2 separate regions of the Homo sapiens genome follow, and region 2 is linked to region 1. Evidence: read pairs that join two places in POLR2A ChIA-PET (ENCODE). Cell type or tissue: MCF 10A. All regions are shown on one strand. Links, peaks and the distances in the headings refer to the core of each region. The heading gives the core; the rest is flanking DNA. Region 1 overlaps SLC9A1 (solute carrier family 9 member A1). Region 2 holds the start of CD164L2 (CD164 molecule like 2).

Region 1 (10,530 bases), core at 1,458-9,457:
CCCAGTGCTAAAGTCTGGTTCTGATTCTAGGTCTGCCCTTTCCTGACCTGACAACTCCCCAGGCCACGACCATAGGGTTCAGCAGGGAACACGCATGTCCAACCCTGGTGTTCAGCAATGCCACGCCTCCCACATGACAGGTCTGGTGACTGTTTGCCTGCAGGCGCTGAGGCTCAGCAAGGGAGGGGTGGCCAGCAGGAGTCCAGCAGAGCCTGGTGCCCACTCAGCCCCTCCCTCCCCAATGTGCCCCTGACTCCACGCCCACTCTGCTCCAGCGTCCTGCTCGCCCCTCCCTGCTAGCAGCTCTCCTAGGCTGGAGCTTCCATCCCACTGCTGGCTTGGCCAGTGGTGCCTGTCGGGAAGCTTTACTCTGTTGCCCTCATAGACCCAGCTTGAGCTGCTGGCAGGCAGGACACTGAGTGGGGCCAGCCCAGGGCCTGAGCCGACTCTATCGCACTCCCAGGCTGTCCGCACATCCCTCCCCAGGTCAGACCATGTCATGCTACTCAAGAGCCTTTGATGGTGCCACACAGCACCATGAATCCTAGCCCCAGGCCCACGGGCCTGGCATGATCTGGCCCCTGCCCTCTTCTCCATTCTCACACCATGCTTCCCCTCTTCCCCCGCACTTCAGGTTCCTCAAGCACACCCCCCTCAGGGGCCCTGGTCTTTGGAAGATGAGCTCTTCTTGTCCTTTGGGTCTCAGCTCAGACACCAGCTCCTTAGAGAACCCTTGCTGGCCATCCAGCAGCCCCACCTCTCCCTCATGTCTGCCTTCTTCAGGACACTTACCACTACCTGACACTGCTTTGTCCACATCCAATGCTCCATGCTGGCATGGGAGCCCCCTGACATCAGGAGCCTCTTCTGTCTTGTTCCTGGCTGTGTCCTCAGATCCAGAATAGTGTCTGACATGGGGGTAGAGGCAGCTGGTGGGGCGTGTGCTGCCCGTTAGACTGGACAGTCAGGGAGGCCTCTCTGAAGAGATGACGTTTGATCTAGGGCCTGAAGGAGAGCACCGGCGCGAGGCAGTCTATGGGCAGTGCTCCAGGCTGGGGATCGAGCAAATGCCACAGCTGTATGGAGGAACAGGCCTGGCAAGGCAGATGTGCGTTAGGGACACAGGAAGGCCGGTGCGACTGGAACAGGGAAAGGGTAGTGGGGCATGAAGTGGAGAAAGGGGTGGGCCACACTTTCCTTGCATTTTCTCCCAAGTTCATCAGGAAGCATTTGAAAGGTTTTCAGCAGGGGAAACACCATGCTCTGGTTTACAGGTCTCAAAGCTCCCTGCGGCTGCTCTGGGGAGAGCTGCCTGCAGGCAGACAGCAGTGGAGCCGCAAGACCATTCAGGAGGCCCGGGAATCACCCGGGTTGGAGAAGATGGAGTGAAGAGGCAAGCCTTTGACAGGTGTGGTTGTGTTTGCCACCAGTCTGAGGAGCCCTGGCCAAGTCTACACCCCTCTGGAGTTCCAGATGCTTCATCCAGCCCCGCCCACCTACTGTCTTATTTCTCACTGACTCCTCACCCAGACTTTTCCTGCAGCTGGCTGGGCTCCCCAACAGGTGCCTGCCCATACCTAGTACTCAGAGCCTGCAAAGAGCCTTAACCGGTGTCACGGCCATTGCCTGATTGGTCACCTTCCCTCCCTCTTAGAAGGGTCTGGTGAAGGTGTCTGCACAAAGATCTCTGCTCCATGTTCATTCCAGCCACATTTCTCCCCTTCCTAAAGGTCTCCTGTTCTTTGAGGCAACAGCACAGCAATCCTCGAGCACTTAATTATTCCCTGTTTCACTTTCCTAAAGTAGCTGTAAGCTAAATAAAGCTAGATACCATGACTCGCACCCTTCGGGGCCGTCACATAGTGCAGAAGGCAATGATGCACTATGCGAAGCCCTGAGCACAAAGCCAGGCACTGGCAGGGTCTCAGTAAGTGGTAGGTAGCTCTGTCCTCACTGCCTATACCAGGGCGACAGCCATCACAGGTGCTCAGTGCCCCACAGGTGCAGTTAGCTTCTCTGCCCAGCAAAACAGGTGAGTGAGGCGTGTTTGGGGGTGAGGTGGAAGGGTTGGAAACATCCCAATGAGTTTTAGAAGCAAAGGTCAATGGTTCTGCATGATCTGTGGCTCTGTGTCATTCACATCTCTGTGCCCTTCTCCAGTTCTCCCCTCTATGTGAGCTAAGCACACTCATTGTTTTTTTTTTTTTTTGAAACAGAGTTTCGCTGTCGCCCAGGCTAGAGTGCAGTGAGGCGATCTCGGCTCACAGCAACCTCCACCTCCTGGGTTCAAGCCATTCTCCTGTCTCAACCTCCCAAGTAGCTGGGATTAGAGACTTGCACCATCACACCTGGCTAATTTTTGTATTTTTAGTAGAGATGAGCTTTCACCATGTTGACCAGGCTGGTCTGGAACTCCTGACCTCAAGTGATCCGCCCATCTCAGCCTCCCAAAGTGCCGGGATTACAGGTGTGAGCCACCGCACCTGGCCAAAACACTCATTCTTAACCTTCAGGACCCAGCTCAAAGCTCTGGGAAGCCTTTCCTGACCCACCCACCTCCACTCCTCCCTCCCGCACACCCACAGCTCTGCAGGCTCCTGCTGCAGCACTTCACAGCACATCACAAGTGCCTGTTTACATGCCAGCCTCTCCCTTGAGGCTGGGATTATATTTATCCATCTTTCCATCTTCAGTACAGTATTTATCAGCACGAATCCATTTGCTGAACATGTGTCTCCCCACCTCCCAACTAAAGAACGAGCTCAGACAATTCAGCTAATGGTCTCATTTGCACCCCTAACCTCAGTACTCAGCTCACCCCAATGCCCTCCAGTCCATATACCTAAAACCATCCTCCAGTGCTTGACCCCACCCTCACCTCTTCCTTTAAGGCTCCAGGAATAGTAGCAACTCCCATTAGTGAGCACTTACAATGTGCTCAGGGCTTTACAGACATCACCCCCCTTTAGACTGGGGAAACTGAGGCTCAGACAGGGTGATGTAGCTTAAAAAGGGCACACCTTTTCCCCTTAATACTGGCATCACTCACCTAGCACTTATCATAGCTGGGACTATTTTTAAAACCATCATCTGTTCTGCAAAATTGAGTGCTTTTATAGCTACACATCAAGTTGTCATACAAAATCACCCTTTGCTCATTAAATGTTTCAGACGATCAGTCTTGCTACTCCAGCTAGGTGGGGTAACATAACATAAATGTTATGTAGGAGAAATGGCACAGGACTTGGAAGGGGAAGTCCTGGAGTCCAGCTTCAGCTCTGCCACAGTCAGGCTATATGACACCAGGCGGGTCACCTCCACAGCCCAGGCACGGCAGCTCACGCCTGTAATCCCAGCAATTTGGGAGGACAAGCTGGGGGGATCACTTGAGGTCAGGGGTTCAAAACCAGCCTGGCCAACATGACAAAACCCCATCTCTACTAAAAATACAAAAATTAGCCAGGCGTGGTGGCACAAGCCTGTAATCCCAGCTACTCGGGAGGCAGGAGAATCGCTTGAAGCAGGGAGGCAGAGGTTGCAGTGAGCCAAGATTGTGCCACTGTACTCCAGTTTGGGTGACAGAGAGAATCTCCATCTCAAAATAAAAAATTAAAAAAAATTTTTTTAAAACAGGATAAGTGACTTGCCCAAGGTCACGGTGCTACAAAGTAGTAGAGCTGAGATTTGAACCCAGGTCTGTCAAGCTGCAAAGCTTGTTTTTCTAACCACCATGCCTGTGGGCATGTTTCCAAAGGGAACTGCTCTGGGACATTCTTCTGCAATCCAGAGGTTCTGCCCCAAGTAGAAGCTTCTGGCTGTGCCCAGTGAGATTTCATTCAAGTATCTCATCTAAATCCTACATATACTTCAAGGCCTAGCTCAGTGGTCACTTGCACAGCCTACTGGGATCTTCCCAGGTACGAAATTCTCTCTCCCACCTCTAAACTCCCGTAGAATTCCATCTGCACTTCAAATCACACCCCCTTTCTACTGTCTGACTGTTTTGCATCTGTACCGCATTTCTCAAACAAGTCGTTGAGCTTGGTAAAAGAAGCAGTTCTCATGCATCTCTGCACCTTCCACCAGCCAGGCAGGCAGTGCTCAGTCAGGGAAGCGGGTGGGGTAGGGTGCCTGCTCCCCTCCCCCATCTTGCTGTAACCTGAGTCTTAGGCTTTGCCCAGTTAGGTGAGTTGGCCCCGCCTCATGCTGGCATAACGCCTACCTGGTACAGCATCCAGATTCCTGTGGGTCCTGGCCACCGGGGAGATAAGATCTTATTCCCTGGCTTGATGGCAAAGATGCTATAAAAAGCACAGCACCCAAGTTCAACATTGGCTTGTGATGGACTACACGACCTGAGGGATTCAATGGGTGAAGGCAGAAGCCTCTGGGCTGTCTCAGAGGTCCCAAGACCTGTACTTGGCTCCCCTGTAAGGACCAGTGTAAGGACCAATGGTTTCTCTGCCAAGGACAGCTCCCTAATAGATACCCCAGGAGGAAGCTGCCCTTCTTTAGGCTTAAAGGGCCCACTGGAAGAACTGAGGTTTGCCAATGCTACCAATATCCAAGCCAAAAACCACAGCCCCTCCTCTCGGTCCACTGTCCAGGTCTTACTGCCTAGGGACTCCTGAGTTAGTTAACAGAGCAGGGAAGAAGACTGACTCTGCCATTAATTCACGAGTGGCCTGGGGCCAATCCTCTCTGGGCCTCAACTGGAAAAACAGAGAACTTGATCAAAACATCTCCATTTCCCTTTGGGCCTGGGGGTTACAAGCTATGATAAGGATTTTTCCATCTCTAACATTCTAGAATTAGAATATTCTATACTTTCATTCCTAGAAGCAGAGTGAGAACAGAGAACAGGGACCTTCAGTCCAGGAAACAGCAGAGGCCAGTCAGGGCTTCCTAGCTGCATCCTCAAAGCCTGTCCACCTTCAGAGGCTTTCTCTTGCGTCTGCTGCCTCAAAGGTGGTTGCTTCCCCACTAGCAGAGCCTCAGAGGTGTGCCTGGGCCCTAGCCGCTTTAGGGAAATGGGCAGGTGGCCTGAGTCACCTACTGTGTGTGAGCTGGGCTCACCATGGCAACCCAGCAGACCCAGAGGGCATAAAGAAGCCAGTACCTTCCCTGCTGCACAGTGTAGGCGGAGCATGTTGCATCTGCTTTGATTTCCAACTTAGAAAAGTTTTTCTCTACTTTAAGGACTCATTTCCCCTTCCCTTCTCTCAGGACACAGCTTACTCACTCTGGGGTCCTTCTCCTTGCCTGGAAGGTATTCTGCAGTCCCACAGGCAAACCCCACTCATCCCAGAATTAAGTACCACCTCCTCCAAGGATTCATCCCAGACCAGTTAGTCCTCTACCCTTCTTCAAGTTCCCACCACACAAAAGGCAGAAGCTCTTAACCTTCAGAATCTGTGGCTTACACACTGACAATCAACTGTGTAAAAAAAAAAAAAAAAAAAAAAAATCTGAGTCTATCATGGGCCTTCTCCCTTGATAAAATCACATATATACAACTGTCTGCAGACTATTTTGGGAGCTCCACAAACTTTATCATGGACTCAGAAACAATCTTAGAAACCTAGATCCTAGAACAACAGATCATCCAGTCCATCCTCTCACCTACACCAGAATCCCTTAGCAACCCCTCCTGAATGATGTTCCTCTTCTACCCCTGGCCCACCTCTCAAGGCCGCCTCCTTCAAGAAGCTTCCCTCATCTCTCCTCTCCTCTGATTCCCCCAAGCATCCAGCCTGAACCACACAATTTCCCACCTGTGCTTTCTCCCTTGTATGTTGTCTCACTTCCCCAGCAAGAAAGCTGACTCCCTGTGGGCTCATTTCTTCAACCTTGTAACCCTCAGCTGGACTTAGAGATGACCGTGATCTGTACTTGTACAAAGCCCTGTGCTTTGAAGCCAGGGCTCAATGACAGCACTGGCCCACTCCCAAAGGATAGAGCTGTGGAATTCCCCATCTGAGGGCCTCACAGTCTGCTTAGGCCTCAACGGAACAGAGGCTTCCCTGGAATGACCGCCTTTCCCACAGGACAGCCCCAGAGAGCCCTTCAAGATGAAATCGACAGATAGGGAAACTAAGGCCCAGGAAGGCAAACATAGCTTAGCAAAGGTCAATATGCAGGAAAGAGGCGAGCTAGGACTAAGACCCAGGTCCCCAGTTACCAGCCTAGAGCTCGTTTCCTTTATGCAATGGCTTTATGAAAACTAAATTTGCCTTGCATGCACACACACTCACATACTCAATATATACATGGAGAATTTCTAAAAAAGATGGACAAGACAGTTAACAGTGGTAACCTCTGGAATGTATGACAGTGGGGGTGGTCAGAGAAGTAATGAGGGGGACTTTTCCCTTTCACCTCAATACCCTCTGTACTGTTGGGTTTTATTTTTGTTGTTTTGTTTTTACCATTGACATGTTTTATTTATTCATATTATAAAAATAAATCTGCCATAGAAAGGAGATTCTGGCCCAGCCCACCCATTCCCAACACACATTAAAGCAAAGAGAAGCCATAAGTAAATCTGTCCAGGTACAACTATAAATTAACAAGATTGCCTTCTTGTATGGTTTAAAGCCACTGGTCTCATTAATTCACAGTCACAGTGCAGTTTACGGCTTGAGGAATCTTCCCAGGAAAAGCTTAATTCAATTAGGGCTCTCGGCAGCTCCCCAAGGAAGCTCTGGTATCTTACTTTTACTTACACAAATTGAGGGCAGACCAAACAGATCCAGATCTTCCCAGAGAGACCCCACCCGGCCCAGAGAAGATGCCCTTGCAGACCCTCCATTAGAGCCAAGCCGAGGGAGGTGGCCAAGGCAGCACCACTTAAACACTGGCTGGCGCCTAAGGCATCATTCTGTGAGTGTCGCTCCCAGCGAGCTCAGTTAAACTCCTTGGCTTGGCAGTCTGGTGCCAAGGAGCCTCTGCAACCTTTGCTCTCCCTCCTCTCTGAGCAGTCAAACTGGTTTCTTGTCTGCCCCAGGGCTTTGCAGGGATCCTATCTTTACACTGAAGTCAATCACATATTCATTCATGTATTCCTTCCCCAAATATTTATGGAGCCTTTACTCTGTGCCAGGCACAGATAAGAAAGTGAACAGGCCAGGCGTGGTGGCTCACGCCTTTAATCTCCGCACTTTGGGAGGCCAAGGTGGGTGGATCACCTGAGGTCAGGAGTTCTAGACCAGACTGGCCAGCATAGCAAAACCCCGTCTCTACTAAAAACACAAAAAATTAGCTGGGCGTGGTGATGTAAGCCTGTAATCCCAGCTACTCTGGAGGCTGAGGCAGGAGAATTGCTTGAACCTGCAGCTACTCTGGAGGCTGAGGCAGAATTGCTTGAACCTGGGAGGCAGAAGTTGCAGTGAGCTGAGATCTCGCCACTGCACTCTGGCACTCCAACCCAGGCGAAGAGCAAGACTCCATCTCAAAAAAAAAGGAAAAAGGAAAAAAAAAAAAAAAAAGAAAGTGAACAAACAAAGTCCCTGTCCTCAAGAGGCTTACATTCTTATGGAAATTGGTACTAAGTATAGCCTGCTTATCTAATTCCTTTCCATCCTTCAAGACTCAGACTAATGTTCCACCTCCTTTGAGAGGCTTTCTCTAAACACCCCAGTCCTCAGGGACTGCTTGCTCCCTCTGTACTTTGCCTCTGCCAGGAGTCCGCCCAGCCCTGGCAGGCTGGAAGCTCCTAAAGAGCAGGGCCTGGGTTTACTCTTCTTTTGTTCCTTGATGGCCATATGCTAAATGCCTGCTAGCTGATTTCAGCTGACCTGCCTCTTCCACCCAGGATCTTAGCGAGCTGCTCTTGGTCCTGGCTGGCTGATGCAAAGACACAGCCTCTTCCAGCTTCACTTGGCATACAGCAAATGCTATGCAAGTGTTAGCTATTTATTGGTTTAGTGAACTTGTGGGCTCTAACACACAGCTGTGATATCACTCCTCCGCCTTCTGTGGCCTGGTCTCAAACAGGCTCAGCACTGTGGCAAGGCCAGTCTGGGCTTAGGGGTAAGTGCTTCCCAAGGGACAGGGAAGGGGGCCTGGGAAGGAACAGAGCTTTTCATCCTGAATCTCAGTTAGAACTGCTTAAGGACATATCTTTTCAGGAAAGAATTTGCTGGGGTAATTTGGGGGGAACTCTGGATTCTTGGCAAGTAGTATAAAAACTCAGGGCTCAGGTCTGGCCTAATAGACCCCAAAATCGGCTCTGTATATTAGATGAGCTTTAGGGGGAAGAAAATGAAGTCAGCATGATCCCAGGGAAGGCGGGCAGCCCACTGATCCAGGCCCAACCCAAAACTTAGTTCAGTTAAAATTAGATTAGCCCATAAGATTAAAATACCAACATATAATCACGGGCTGCTTTAAAGTATCAGTTGATGTTTATCGGCATCTAAAGAGACAGTTTGGCCCAGTGCAGTGTGTGCAGACAACCTTGGGGAGACATGCCTGACTCAGACATTTGCAGGGGGAGCGAGTGCTGCAAAATGAGGCCCACACAGGCGATGGATGACTCAGGAATAACCCAGGTCCTGGGTGTGCTGAGCGAGCCTTCTCTCCCTGCCTCAGGAGGAAAGGGGGCAGGTGGGAGAGGCGGTGAGGAGGAAAGGAGGCTGTGTATGGGCTGGCATTCCCAGAGACAGCCTCAGGCCCCCAGCTCTAGTTCCCCGTCACTCCTGTATTTTTCTGCATGCTGCCACCTCTGAGAAAGGTTATTTGCTTCACAGTGGGACTTGGAGTGGGTCAGCTTTTTCCCCAAACCCAAGAAGTGATCCACAGAAAGCAGCCAAGGCTCAAAATACTAAAGTCTTTAAATCTCCCCCAATTCAAAATGATTATGGGAAAAATTGAATTTCTAAACTGAAAAGGCCCTTGGAATCAGGGCATGAGGATGAAAAGAACACAGGCTCTGAAGTCAGACAAATCTGGGCTTAAACCCCAATGTTTTCTAGCTGTGCAAGTACCTTTCACAACCTCTAAACTAGATATGAATAAGTGGCAGCTTAGCTGGATGTGGTGACCTGTACCTGTGGTCCCAGCTACTCAGGAGGCTGAGGTGGGGGGATTGCCTGGAGCCAGGGAGGTTGAAGCTGCAGTGAGCCGTCTTTGCGCCACTGCACTCCAGCCTGGGAGACAGAGCGAAATCCTGTCTCAAAAATAAACAAAATAAAAAATTAATAAGTGGCAGCTAATTAACAAGTATTTAACAAATATATCACCAATTACCGGACGGGTGCAGTGGCTCATGTCTGTAATCCCAGCACTTTGGGGGGCCGGGACGGGCAGATCGCCTGAGGTCAGGAGTTCAAGACCAGCCTGGCCAACATGGCGAAAACCCATCTCTACTAAAAATACAAAAATTAGGCCGGGCGCGGTGGCTCATGCCTGTAATATCAGGACTTTGGGAGGCTGAGGCGGGCAGATCACCTGAGGTCAGGAGTTCGAGACCAGCCTGGCCAATATGGTGAAACCCTGTCTCTACTAAAAACAAACAAACAAACAAACAAACAAAAAAACCAAAAAATTAGCCAGGCATGATGGTTGGTGCCTGTAATCCCAGCTACTCAGGAGGCTGAGGCAGAAGAATCACTTGAACCCGGGAGGCGGAGGTTGCAGTGAGCTGAGATCATGCCTCTGCACTCCAGCCTGTGCAAAAGAGCGAGACTCTGTCTCAAAAAAAAAAAAAAAAAAAAAAGAAAAGAAAAAAATACAAAAATTAGCTGGGGGTGGTGGCGCATGCCTGTAGTCCCAGCTACTTGGGAGGTTGAAGTAGGAGAATCACTTGAACCTGGAGGCGGAGGTTGCTGTGAGCCGAGATCGCCTCACTGCACTCCAGCCTGGGCGACAGAGTGAGACTCCATCTCAAAAAAATAAATAAAAATAAAATAATAGGGAGTCAGGTGTGATGGCTCATCCCTATAATCCCAGCTACTCAGGAGACTGAGGCGGGAGGATCATTTGAGGCCAGGGATTCAAAACCAGCCTGGACAACAAAATTGGAAGATCCCCATCCCCCATCTCTAAAAAAACAAAACAAAACAAAATGAAAAATTAAGTATCTATATTATCAATTAGAAAACGGGCTCAGGCCAGGAGCAGTGGCTTACGCCTGTAATCCAGCACTTTGGGAGGCCAAGGTGGGAGGATCAGCTAAGGTCAGGAGTTCAAGACAAGCCTGACCAACACGGCAAAACCCCATCCCTACTAAAAATACAAAATTAGCCAGGTGTGGTGGCACATGCCTGTAATCCCCACTACTCAGGAGGCTGAGGCAGGAGAATTGCTTGAACCCAAGAGGCAGAGGTTGCAGTGAGCTGAGATTGCACTATTGCACTCCAGCCTGGGCAAAAAGAGCGAAACTCTTGTATCAAAAAAAAAAAGAAAAAAGAAAACAGGGGCTCAGAGAGGTTATGCCTTGCCTAAAGTCACACAGCTGGGCAACAGAGAGCTGAGACTAGATCTCAGGTATCTTAACCTTTCACCCCATCCTACATGTTTTCCATTGTA
Region 2 (10,530 bases), core at 1,526-9,525, 240 kb after region 1:
GAAACCCGAAGGCAGAGGTTGCAATGAGCCGAGATCGCACCACTGCACTCCAGCCTGGGCGAAAGAGCAAAAACTCCGTCTCAAAAAAAAAGAAAGTGACTCCATGCTCAACCTTGAGTCCCGTGAGGCTTAGGAAACAGCTGCTAATGTACGCCAATTGAGCGGGAAGCCCATGTAGGAAGGCCTGGAGGCCGGGAAGCCAGGGAGGACGCAGCAGCCAGGGTCCAGATGTGAAGGATCAGGCCTGAGCTGGAGAGGGACCTCAGGTGATAAGGGAGGAGAGGCAGGGCTCATTCATTCACTCATTCAGGAAACCCTCCCTCAAGGCCTCCTCTGCACCTCCCTGGTGCTTATGGAGAGGGCTGAGGTGCAAGTGGTATCAGGGGAAGTGGAGGCAGTGTTTGCCTGACAGGATGTGTCCGCGAGAGGGATATCCTGAGACCGCAATTCCAGTTCTAGGAATCTGTCTTCCCCAGACTGTCCCACGAGTATGCCAAGATCTGCAGACAAGCCTGTTTACCATGGCGCTGTTTGTAAGCATCAGTGTGGAAATGACCCAACCAGTCATTGATGGCATTCACATGAATTAGGACCATTCAGACAACTCACAGGGTGAATCTGATCTAAAATGAGAGGGGCAAAAATGCAAAACAGTATGCACAGCATTATCCCACTTTGTATTTTTAAAATGCTAGAGGTGTGTATATATGTATTTTGTAAATTCACAGAAAGAGGTCTGACACAGACCTTGTGAACTGTGGTTATTTCTGGAGAGTAGGACCAGGGAAGGAGTTGTTCTCTCTTTTTTTTTTTTTTTTTTGGAGACAGGGTCTCACTCTCTCACCTAGGCTAGAGTGTGGCGGTGTGATCATAGCTCACTGCAGCCCCGACCTCCTGGGCTCAAGCAGTCCTCCCACCTCAGTCTCCCGGTAGCTGGGATGCCAGGCAGAGCCACCACACCGGGCTAAATTTTTATTTTATTTATTTATTTTGAGACAAAGTCTTGCTGTGTTGCCCAGGCTGGAGTGCAGTGACTTGATCTCGGCTCACTGCAACTTCCGCCTCCTGGATTCAAGTGATTCTCCTGACTCAGTCTCCCAAGTAGCTGGGATTACAGGTGTGTGCCACCACGCCCAGCTAATTTTTGTATTTTTAGTAGAGATAGGGTTTCACTATGTTGGTCTGGCTGGTCTCAAACTCCTGACCTCAAGTGATCCACCCGCCTTGGCCTCCCAAAGTGCTGGGATTACAGGTGTGAGCCACTTTGCCCCGCCTAAATTTTTATTTTTTGTAGAGATGGGTTCTCACTATACTGCCCAGGCTGGTCTCAAACTCCTGGCTTCAAACAATCATCCCGCCTCAGTCTCCCAAAGTGCTGGAATTACAGGTGTGAGCCACTATACCTCCTGGCCAGTTTTTTATTTTTTAATATATACAGGGTCTCACTCTGTCACCCAGGCTGGAGTGCAGTGGCATGATCTTGGCTCACTGCAGCCTGGACCTCTCAGGCTCAAGTGATCCTCCCACCTCAGCCTCCTGAGTACTTGGGACTACAGGCGTGCACCACGACACCCAGCTAATTTTGGTATTTTTAGTAGAGATGGGGTTTCGCCATGCTGCCCAGGCTGACTAGGCTGACTCCAACTCCTGAGCTCAAGCAATCCTCCTGCCTCGGCCTCCCAAAGTGCTGGGATGAGCCACCGCACCCAGCCCAGTTCTCACTCTTCTGTATAGTCCTTTTTCAAACCCTCACAGGCATTTACTACTTTTGCAAAAAAAGAAAGCACCCAATAAAGGAGGAGGGTGAAGAAGAAAACTCATGCTGGGGGAGAAACAAGGGCAGGGTGACCCAGGCAGGAGGAGCTGCTCATGCAGAAGCCTAGAGAAGAGAGAAGGCAAGGGCAGATGGGGTGTTATCATATCCCATACAGGGGAAGCAGCAGGGGCTCTAGGGAGACGGGGGAGTGCACAAAGGGGAGGCTGATTTCCAGAGGCTTGGAGCTTTGGCGGAAGTGAAGGTGCAAGGGAGGGGTGAGGAGGTGGACTGTGGTTGGCAGGGGGGGGTGGATGTTGCAGTGAGCCAAGATCTCACCACTCTACTCTAGCCTGGGCGACACAGTGAGACTCTGTCTCAAAAAAAAAAAAGAAAAAAAAAAAAGAAAAGAAAAGAAAAAATAAAATAAAATAAAAAGTTATAAAACTCGCAGCTACATGCCTGGCTCCTGGCAAGCGCCCATCCATGGGCGATGTTACCGTCAGGGAAGACTTCGGTGCCTGGGGACAGAAGGCAGGCCTTCCCAGGAGAGCCTGAGAGAGGAAGGCCAGGAATGGCTGCGTGGAGTCCCTGGGGCCCTTTCCCCCTTGGCGCGGGGGCAGAGACCTAACTTTTGGAGGCCGAGAGAGCCTGGAGATGCCTCTGGAATGCTGTTCTGCTCACTCTGGAGTCAGAAAAGCCTGAATTCATTTTATTTTTTATTTTAATTTTACTTTTTTTTTTTTTTAATCGATGGGGTCTCAACTATGTTGCCCAGGCTGGTCTCCTGGACTCAAGTGATCCGCCCACATCAGCCTCCCAAAGTGCTGGGATTTTAGGCATGAACTATGATGCCCAGCCCAGAAAAGCCTGAATTGAAACCCCGGCCCTGCCCTGTCCAGCTGTGTGACTTCAGCATGTGTACTTACCTGAGTCTCCGTACCCTCATCTGTAAAGGGGCAAGGGGTGGGGGTTAAGCAGGTGTCAAAGATGAACATTTTTTTTTTTTTGAGACAGAGTTTCACTCTTGTTGCCCAAACTGGAGTGCAATGGCACGATCTTGGGTCACTGCAACCTTCGCCTCCTGGATTCAAGTGATTCTCCTGTCTCAGCCTCCCAAGTAGCTGGGATTAGAGGCGTGTGCTACCACGCCCAGCTAATTTTGTATTTTTAGTAGCGATGGGGTTTCACCATGTTGGTCAGGCTGGTCTTGAACTCCTGACCTCAGGTGATTCACCTGCCTCGGCCTCCCAAAGTGCTGGGATTACAGGCGTGAGCCACTGCGCCTGGCCAGATGAAAATATTTTAAAAGGTAACAGCGACAGTCCTAGCTGGAATTCCCGTTAAGAAGAGGACAATGGCCGTACCCTCACCCCATCCAATCCACACACAGCCCAAGACACAGGACATGAAGTGCAGTGCAGAGTTCCTTTATTTGGGGGCAGTGCCCAGGCCAGTTGGTGGAAAGAGGCAGGCATACAACCCACTGTCAGGCTGGGGGGCCCAGCAGGGGCGATGGAGGAGACGAGGTGGTTGAGGGATTTTCTCAGCTGCAGGTTCCAGGCCCAGGACAGGAGGAGATGTCAGGCATCAGACACTGAGCCTGCTTGGTGCCCGCAGGAGCCAAAAACTGGCGGCCAGAGTTTTTCCCGCCCCCGCCCCCCGCTTACCCACAAGGGTGCCCAGAGGCCACCCTCTGCATCCTCCTTTCCCCTCAGGATGGAGTCCAGGCCCAAAGGGGTCAGATTCTGCAGAGGCCAAAGAGGACACTCAGGAAGGTGACACTGCCTCAGCCAGCCAAGGACCCCCTGCCTCGAGAGGAGGCAGCAGAGGAAGAGCAAACACTTTAACACAGGCTGTGGCGACCCGCCCCACAGCACACACGGCACACAGAGGGCCTCAGGCACAGCTCCCCTTCTCAGAGCAAAACCCAACTAGACACAAGGCCCAGCTCCTGCCCACAGCCACAGAAACGCGGGCCACAGGCTTGCCTGGGCTGGCACCTACTGGTTCTCTTCCCTGCTGGCAGCATGAAGGGAAAAGACACAGGAGGGCTCAGCTGGGCTCCTAGACTGGCCCAGGCTGAGTCCTGGTCCCAGCCAACATCTGACAAAGGAAACACCCCAACTGGAGGAGACAAAAGGGGTGTGGCTCACATGGAGCACGCTGTCACCGTCCTGAGGGCTTGCCCATGGAGAAGACAGCACCCTGGGTACTGAAGGGGAACGGTGGGGCAGGAACCAGGAGGTAAGCTGGGACTCAGGTACTTGCTGCTGGCCAGGTACTCACAGCGTCTGGTAGGTGCTGTCCTTGGCCTTGAGGAAGTGCAGCACAAAGAAAGCCACCGCCTGTAGGCTCAACACCAGCACGACACCTCCGATAAAGCTGGCCCCGTCAAATCCAGGGCTGTGGGCCTCAGGGACTGGGGGGCTCCCTGCAGGGGTGAGGCAGGGCAGGGGTCATAGCAGTCACTGTGAACCAGGATCCCAGTCCTACCCTCATAACTGGCACAAGTAACCTGGAGGCCCCGGTCCTCAATATGGGGTGCTTAAACCCTGGGCTCCGTTTAGTCCAGATCCCGCAGGCAGTTGGGAAGCGCCTGGTGGGAGGAACAGTGGCAGGGGAGGGTGGGGTGCTGTCCAGCCCTGGCTCTGCTCCTGGCTTGCTCTGTGGCTTTTATGCCACCCACATTCTCTCTGGGCCTCATGATCACATGGTCCAATTGGTGGCTTGGACCAGTGACTGGGCTCCCACCCTCCCTGGGCCTCACCAGCCCAATAGGGTGAAGACAGAGCCAGAACTCAGACCCTCCCCTGCTCACAATTCCTTTCAGCCTTGGACCTCAGGGTTCAGAGCCAAGATGCAGACGATATAGTCCCTTTTCAGGACTCCTAAGCCCTAAGACCTCAGTGTCACCCAATGTCAGAGCCCTCAGAGAGGGAAGGAGCAGGGGGAGAAGTGGAGGCCCCAACTGTCACCCTGCTAAGTGGGTAAGCGAGGACTGGACAGTGTGTGTCAGGGGGAACATGGCTGAGGGACAGGCTTGGCCAAAGTCACCTCACAGGACATAGCCAGACTCACACAGGGTCCCCTGACCATCTCCTCTGCCCCTTAGAAGGTAGGGCTTTAGGGCCATGGTTGCCAGGCTATGCCTGGGTGGCTCCCAGCTGTGCCACGGTACCTGTCCACTCCTAGCAGGGATTTGATTTCAGGCCCTGGGCTGGGTGCCCAGAACAGGGCAGGGCTGGTGGATGGAAGATCATTCTGGGACAGTGGAAAGGGGCCCAGCCTGAACTGGGTCTCCCTCCCAGAAGGTGTAAGGGGTGGAAGGAGTCTGACAATATGAAGGGCAAACAGTGGTCCCAGCTCCCGCTCAGGGAGCCCCAGAGAAGGAAGCTGGGGGATGAGGAGCAGAAGAGGGGAGAAATGAGCCACATGAGGCTGATCCGGGGCTCCAGCTGAGGGAGCTGAGCCATCAATAATTCAGCTTCTGAGATCGGTTTCTGGCTTTAATTAACCAAGGGCCTCTTCAGCCATCCCTGCCAAGTCTGGTGACCTCCAGCCCCTGAGAGGGAGTGGGAAGCAAAGGGTGGCATTCTTGCCTCTACTCCGCCAGGAACCCGCCTTGTGACCCTCTCTGGGCCTGGAGGGTGCAGTAGGCAGGCACTGAGGATGTCTCCTGAGCAACTCGAGCCACACACCCTCACCTCCAAGGACAAGTCCCGAGGGGTGACCTTGAGTTCCCAGAACTGGCAATGGGGAGGAGGGATGGGAACTGTCATTTCTTGATTGCCTTCAGTGAGTCAGACACTGAAGTGGGCACTGTACAGCTTCTCATAAAACCTGCAGAGCAACTCTATGAGAAAGGCATCATCCAACCCATTTCACAGATGCGGAGACAGGCTCCGAGGGAGAAGGCGCAGGGCCGAGGTCACAGAGCATGTCAGTGCCTGAGCCCAGAGCTGTCTTCCCCTGCACCTCTGCTCCTCCCACTGCCCCGTCTCCAGGGAGTACTCACCTGTTGTGACTGTCTTCGGTTCATAGGTGGGGTGGTGGTGAGCAGCTGAGGAGACAGGTGATCCATAGCAAAGCAGCCTTCCCACCCCCTGACTCCCATCAAGACCCCAGCCCCCACTCACCGCTAAACTTCCGATTCAGATGCAGCCCTGTCCCTACTCTAGACATCCAACATACTTGCAAGCCCCACACAGTTCCCTCCACCAGATGTGCTCTCTCTCCATCTCTACCTTCCAGGCTCATTACTGATGCCACCTCCTCCAGGAAGCACTCCCTCTCATTCCCTCTGAACTTCCAAAGTCCTTGCTATGCCTTAAACTAGAAGAAGAGCTAACACTCCCATCCCCTCCACACACCTGTACTAATTTTCAGATGAGGAAATAGGCAGAGAGAGGAGGGGACTTCTCAGTGAGCTAAAGGCAGAACTGATACCGGGCCCAGGTATGGGTGAGCAAAATCCACCGCCTGAGAGAGGCTGTTTCCTCCTGGGGGGCAGGCTATGGCTGGGGAGACCCATGCAACTTGGCTTAGGTGCAAGAACCCCCTTACCTGGACATGCCTCTGAGCGGTTGTAGATGGAGCAACCTTCCTTGACCACCTCAGATTGGGCCACACAGTGTCCTGGTGAGAGAAGGTGCAGGGGGGAGGTTTGGGGAGAGGGGCCAGGGCCTTGGGGTTCAGAGCTGGGGGCACTCAATCTGGGGAGGGCTCAGCTCCATACCTGGCTCCTCTGGCCGGCACTGCTCCCACACGCAGCTGGAGAGATTGCGCGCTCCGTCTCCCTCCACGCAGTGCTCACAGACCTCCAGCTGTTTGCAGGCCCCTTGGACCGCCGGCCAGATATTCAGGCGGATCAGGGCTCCCCTCCCAAAGCCTCGAGCTCCTTTACCTGGTAGTGCGGTGGAGTGGGAAGGGAGAATTCCTCGAAGCCAAGCTGTGGCACCCGCCCACCCTCCCACCCAACACTCCGGTGGCCCTCGCCCCTCTGCACACATCTGGGCTCTCACACTCACCCCTGGATCCCCAAGCCCCAGCGCACACCTGGAGCTTCCACAGCAGAGGTCTACACACACCTAGAGCCTCCCCACATTCACCCAGAGCCCCTCCCTTTGCATACACCCGGGGTTCCCAGATTCAGTTGGAGCCACCTCCCCCAGACCACCTGAAGCTCCCTAGGCCCCCACACCTGGGGCCTATATTTACACACAGGGCTCCACACAGAGCTGGAGCCCCCTCTCCCACCCCTGGAGGCCTGCACTTGGCCGGAAAGCCCCCTCCCCTCAAGCCCAGGCTGCTCCTGGGGAGACGGCTGGCTGAGGTGCAAGCTCCATCCGTCCCCGTCGAGCCCCTAGCCAGACCCTGCCGCGAGTTACCAGCCACAGCCAGCTGGGCACATAGGAGGAGGCAGCAACAGCCGCCACAGAGCGCAGTCCGCAAGGCGCGGGGTCCCGGAGCCTCCATGGGCTCGCGGGGTGGGGGTGGCCGGGGGCGGTGGCCGGGATCGGTGGACAGCTGCCGGGCGCGTCCCTCCCAGACTGGGCTCGGCTGAGCGTGTGCGGAGCGAGACCTGGGCAACCGGGGCGTGGCCAGGTGGGGGCGTGGCCAGTGGGAGCGGCAGGTGGGGCGGGGCTCGTCGGTCGGGGCGGAGCCAGGTGAAGGCGGGGCCAGTTAGGGGCGTGGCTAGTGTGCGCGGCCAGGTGAGTTCGGGGGTCTGGGGCGGGGCTTGGACTAAAGCAGGTGGGGTCCAGGACTGGTGGCTGGCGTGGTTACTATGTGCCTCCAAGGGCAGCTTCTTGAAAATTCTGGAAAGTACCGACTGCTTTGATCCTTACTTCACAGGTGAGGAAACTGAGGCTCAGACAAGATGAGTGACTCGTTCGAGGTCACGGAGAGAGGCAGTGGCAAAAATCTGGATTCGAGACGAGGTCACTTCCCTGCCTTCAGGGCTCGGTGCAGGCCCCGCTTTGTACACCCTCCACCCAGGCCCCATGACCGCTGGGCCGGGCCCTAGCTGGCCCCTGCCCTCTGGCTGCCCAAGCTTAGCTTCGGTGCTCCCTCTCCATTCACTGCACCCCTCCACCCGCCTCCCTTCTGCCCCTCATCCGCTGTGTCTGCCTCTGGCCTACCACACCCTCTGGCCAGGTCAGGGGTGACGCCATTACTAGGCCAACTGGGCCTCTCCGCAGCCTTCCCCACGGCTACCACTCCTGCCCTGGCACCAGCCTCTTTTGGTTCTCCTCAGGCTCCTTAGGGGGCACTTCCTCTCCTTCCTCTTCCTCCTCCCCTCCTCTCCCCTCCTTCCCCCATCTGCTTCTCCTAACCCTCTCTTAATCGATGGTGGCCCAGGTTAGTCCCAAGCCCTGTTCCACACTCTCCTGGGGTCATCCTGGACATTCCACTGCCATCAGTCCCCACTTGAAACCCAACAGCTGAGGCAGGAGGATTGCTTGAGCCCAGGGATTTGAGGCTGTAGTGAGCTGTGATCATGGCATTGCACTCCAGCCTGCGCAACAGAGTGAAACCCTGTTTTAAATGAATGAATGAATGAATGCCAACAGGTCACGTATCCCAATAAATATATACACCCACTATGCACCCATTAAAAAAATTTTTTTTGAGCCAACAGATCTCTTAATCATCTCCAGGCCAGTTCTGACTTCACAACTGCCACACCTGTAACTGACAATATATAGCTAGCAATTATTGACCCCTTACTAGCCGAATGTACATTTTGAGAGCTTTTACATGCAACTTCCCATCTAATGTCCACAGCTACCCTCTAGGCATGAGTTTTGTCATTTCCCATTTGCAGGCTGCTCAGGGGCACAGGGTTTCAATGCAGCAGGCCAGGATGTAAAGCTAGGATTGAATGATGCTGGAGGCCATGCTCCCTCTGCTGTGCCTCCCATGGGTCCACGGCATCTCCACCTGAGTGTCCCTGAGGCCCCCAAAACTGCCCACTCAGGGGAAAAGAGACCCTTCGGGTTCTGGGGGAGGGAGGAGGGATAGCATTAGGAGATATACCTAACGTAAATGATGAGTTAATGGGTGCAGCACACCAACATGGCACATGTATACATATGTAACAAACCTGCACATTGTGCACATATACTCTAGAACTTAGAGTATAATAAAATATATATATTATATATATAAAAAAAGAAAATGTGGCACATATACACCACGGAATACTATGCAGCCATAAAAAAGGATGAGTTCATGTCCTTTGCAGGGACACGGATGAAGCTGGAAATCATCATTCTCAGCAAACTATCACAAGGACAGAAAACCAAACACTGCATGTTCTCACTCATAAGTGGGAATTGAACAATGAGATCACTTGGACACAGAGGGGGAACAGCACACACCAGGGCCTGCTGGGGGGTGGGGGGCTTGGGGAGGGATAGCTTTAGGAGAAATACCTAATGTAAATGATGAGTTGATGGGTGCAGCAAACCAACATGGCGCATGTATACCTATGTATCAAACCTGCACGTTGTGTACATGTACCCTAGAACTTAAAGTCTAATAAAAAAATAAAATAAAAATAATAAAAAATAAAATTAATTAATTAATTTTAAAAAGTCCTTCAGGTTCTGTCCCCTTGTATTCCCTCTGTACGCCTCACTGCATCTCAGCAGCTTCCAGGCCCCTCCTATGCTGGCCCTCACAAATCATATATTTGACCATATCTCTTCCAGTTAGCAACTTTTTTTTTGAGCCTGAGTCTCACTCTGCTGCCCAGGCTGGAGTGCAGTGGCACAGTCTCAGCTCACTGAAACCTCCACCTCCCAGGTTCAAGGGATTCTTGTGCCTCAGCCTCCCAAGTAGCTGAGATTCTGAGATTACAGGCACCCGCCACCATGCCCGGCTAATTTTTTGTATTTTTAGTAGAGACAGGGTTTCACCATGTTAGCCAGGATGGTCTTGATCTCCTGACCTTGTGATCCGCCCGCCTCAGCCTTCCAAAGTGCTGGGATTACAGGCATGAGCCACCGTGCCCGGCCAATTTTCTGTATTTTTAAAGTTGAGACAGGGTTTCACCATGTTGGTCAGGCTGGTCTCGAACTTTTCTTTTTTGAGAGGGAGTTTCGCTCTTGTTGCCCAGGCTGAAATGCAATGGTGCAATCTCAGCTCACCGCAACCTCTGCCTCCCGTGTTGAAGCAATTCTCCTGCCTCAGCCTCCCAACTAGCTGGGATTACAGGCATGTGCCACCACGCCCAGCTAGTTTTGTATTTTCAGTAGAGACAGGGTTTCACCATGTTGGTCAGGCTGGTCTCGAACTCCTGACCTCAGGTGATCTGCCTGCCTCGGCCTCCCAAAGTGCTGGGATTACAGGCGTGAGCCACCGTGCCCGGCCAGTTTCGAACTTTTGACCTCAAATGATTCACCCACCTTGACCTCCCAAAGTGCTGGGATTACAGGTGTGAGCCACCATGCCTGGCCCCACCTAACAACTTTTCAACAATGGCTTGACCTCCACAACCCTTTGATTTCTGGCTCTAGAAGTCTCTCTATCCTGGCCTGGGTGCTTCCCATCACCTTCCTACCCTCTAAGAAGATAGAACAGAGCCTTCCCCCTATACCTCTCTTCCTCTATCCTAGCTGTTCTCTCTCCTAGAGGGTCCTCCTCAACCTTGGACTTCATTTGCCTGGCAAACTAATTCTTCAAGACACCACTACAAGACCACCTCCTGCAGGAAGCCTTCTGTGACTGTCACAGAATGAGGCTGAGCTGCTGCAGCACTTAGCTAGAGA

Evidence for each region. ChIA-PET counts read pairs that join two places held together with the same protein. Peaks named below come from ENCODE experiments on the same cell type or tissue, not always from the same donor. Only the 100,000 strongest peaks of a DNase experiment are listed, where the experiment ranks them.
Region 2: POLR2A ChIA-PET joins it to region 1 with 5 read pairs; 3 of 35 experiments call an interaction of 5 or more read pairs at or near these places.

What each region holds. Positions count from the first base shown.
Region 1 is chr1:27,137,604-27,148,133 of GRCh38, forward strand. The region is part of intron 1 of SLC9A1 (solute carrier family 9 member A1); the gene reads right to left. Among named protein-coding and RNA genes, the nearest start is that of SLC9A1, 12 kb to the right of the region's middle. RefSeq lists an enhancer at 1-718 and a silencer at 5,090-5,149. In MCF 10A, for the core only: no CTCF peak of the experiment used is centred there; DNase peaks (open chromatin) are centred at 4,188, 5,068 and 8,508.
Region 2 is chr1:27,376,009-27,386,538 of GRCh38, forward strand. CD164L2 (CD164 molecule like 2) reads right to left here and starts at 7,325. Exons shown (of 6, transcript NM_001330448.1): 1 at 7,144-7,325; 2 at 6,492-6,659; 3 at 6,320-6,391; 4 at 5,772-5,816; 5 at 4,043-4,187; 6 at 3,168-3,501. The coding sequence starts at 7,231. The coding sequence ends at 3,495. In MCF 10A, for the core only: no CTCF peak of the experiment used is centred there; a DNase peak (open chromatin) is centred at 7,363.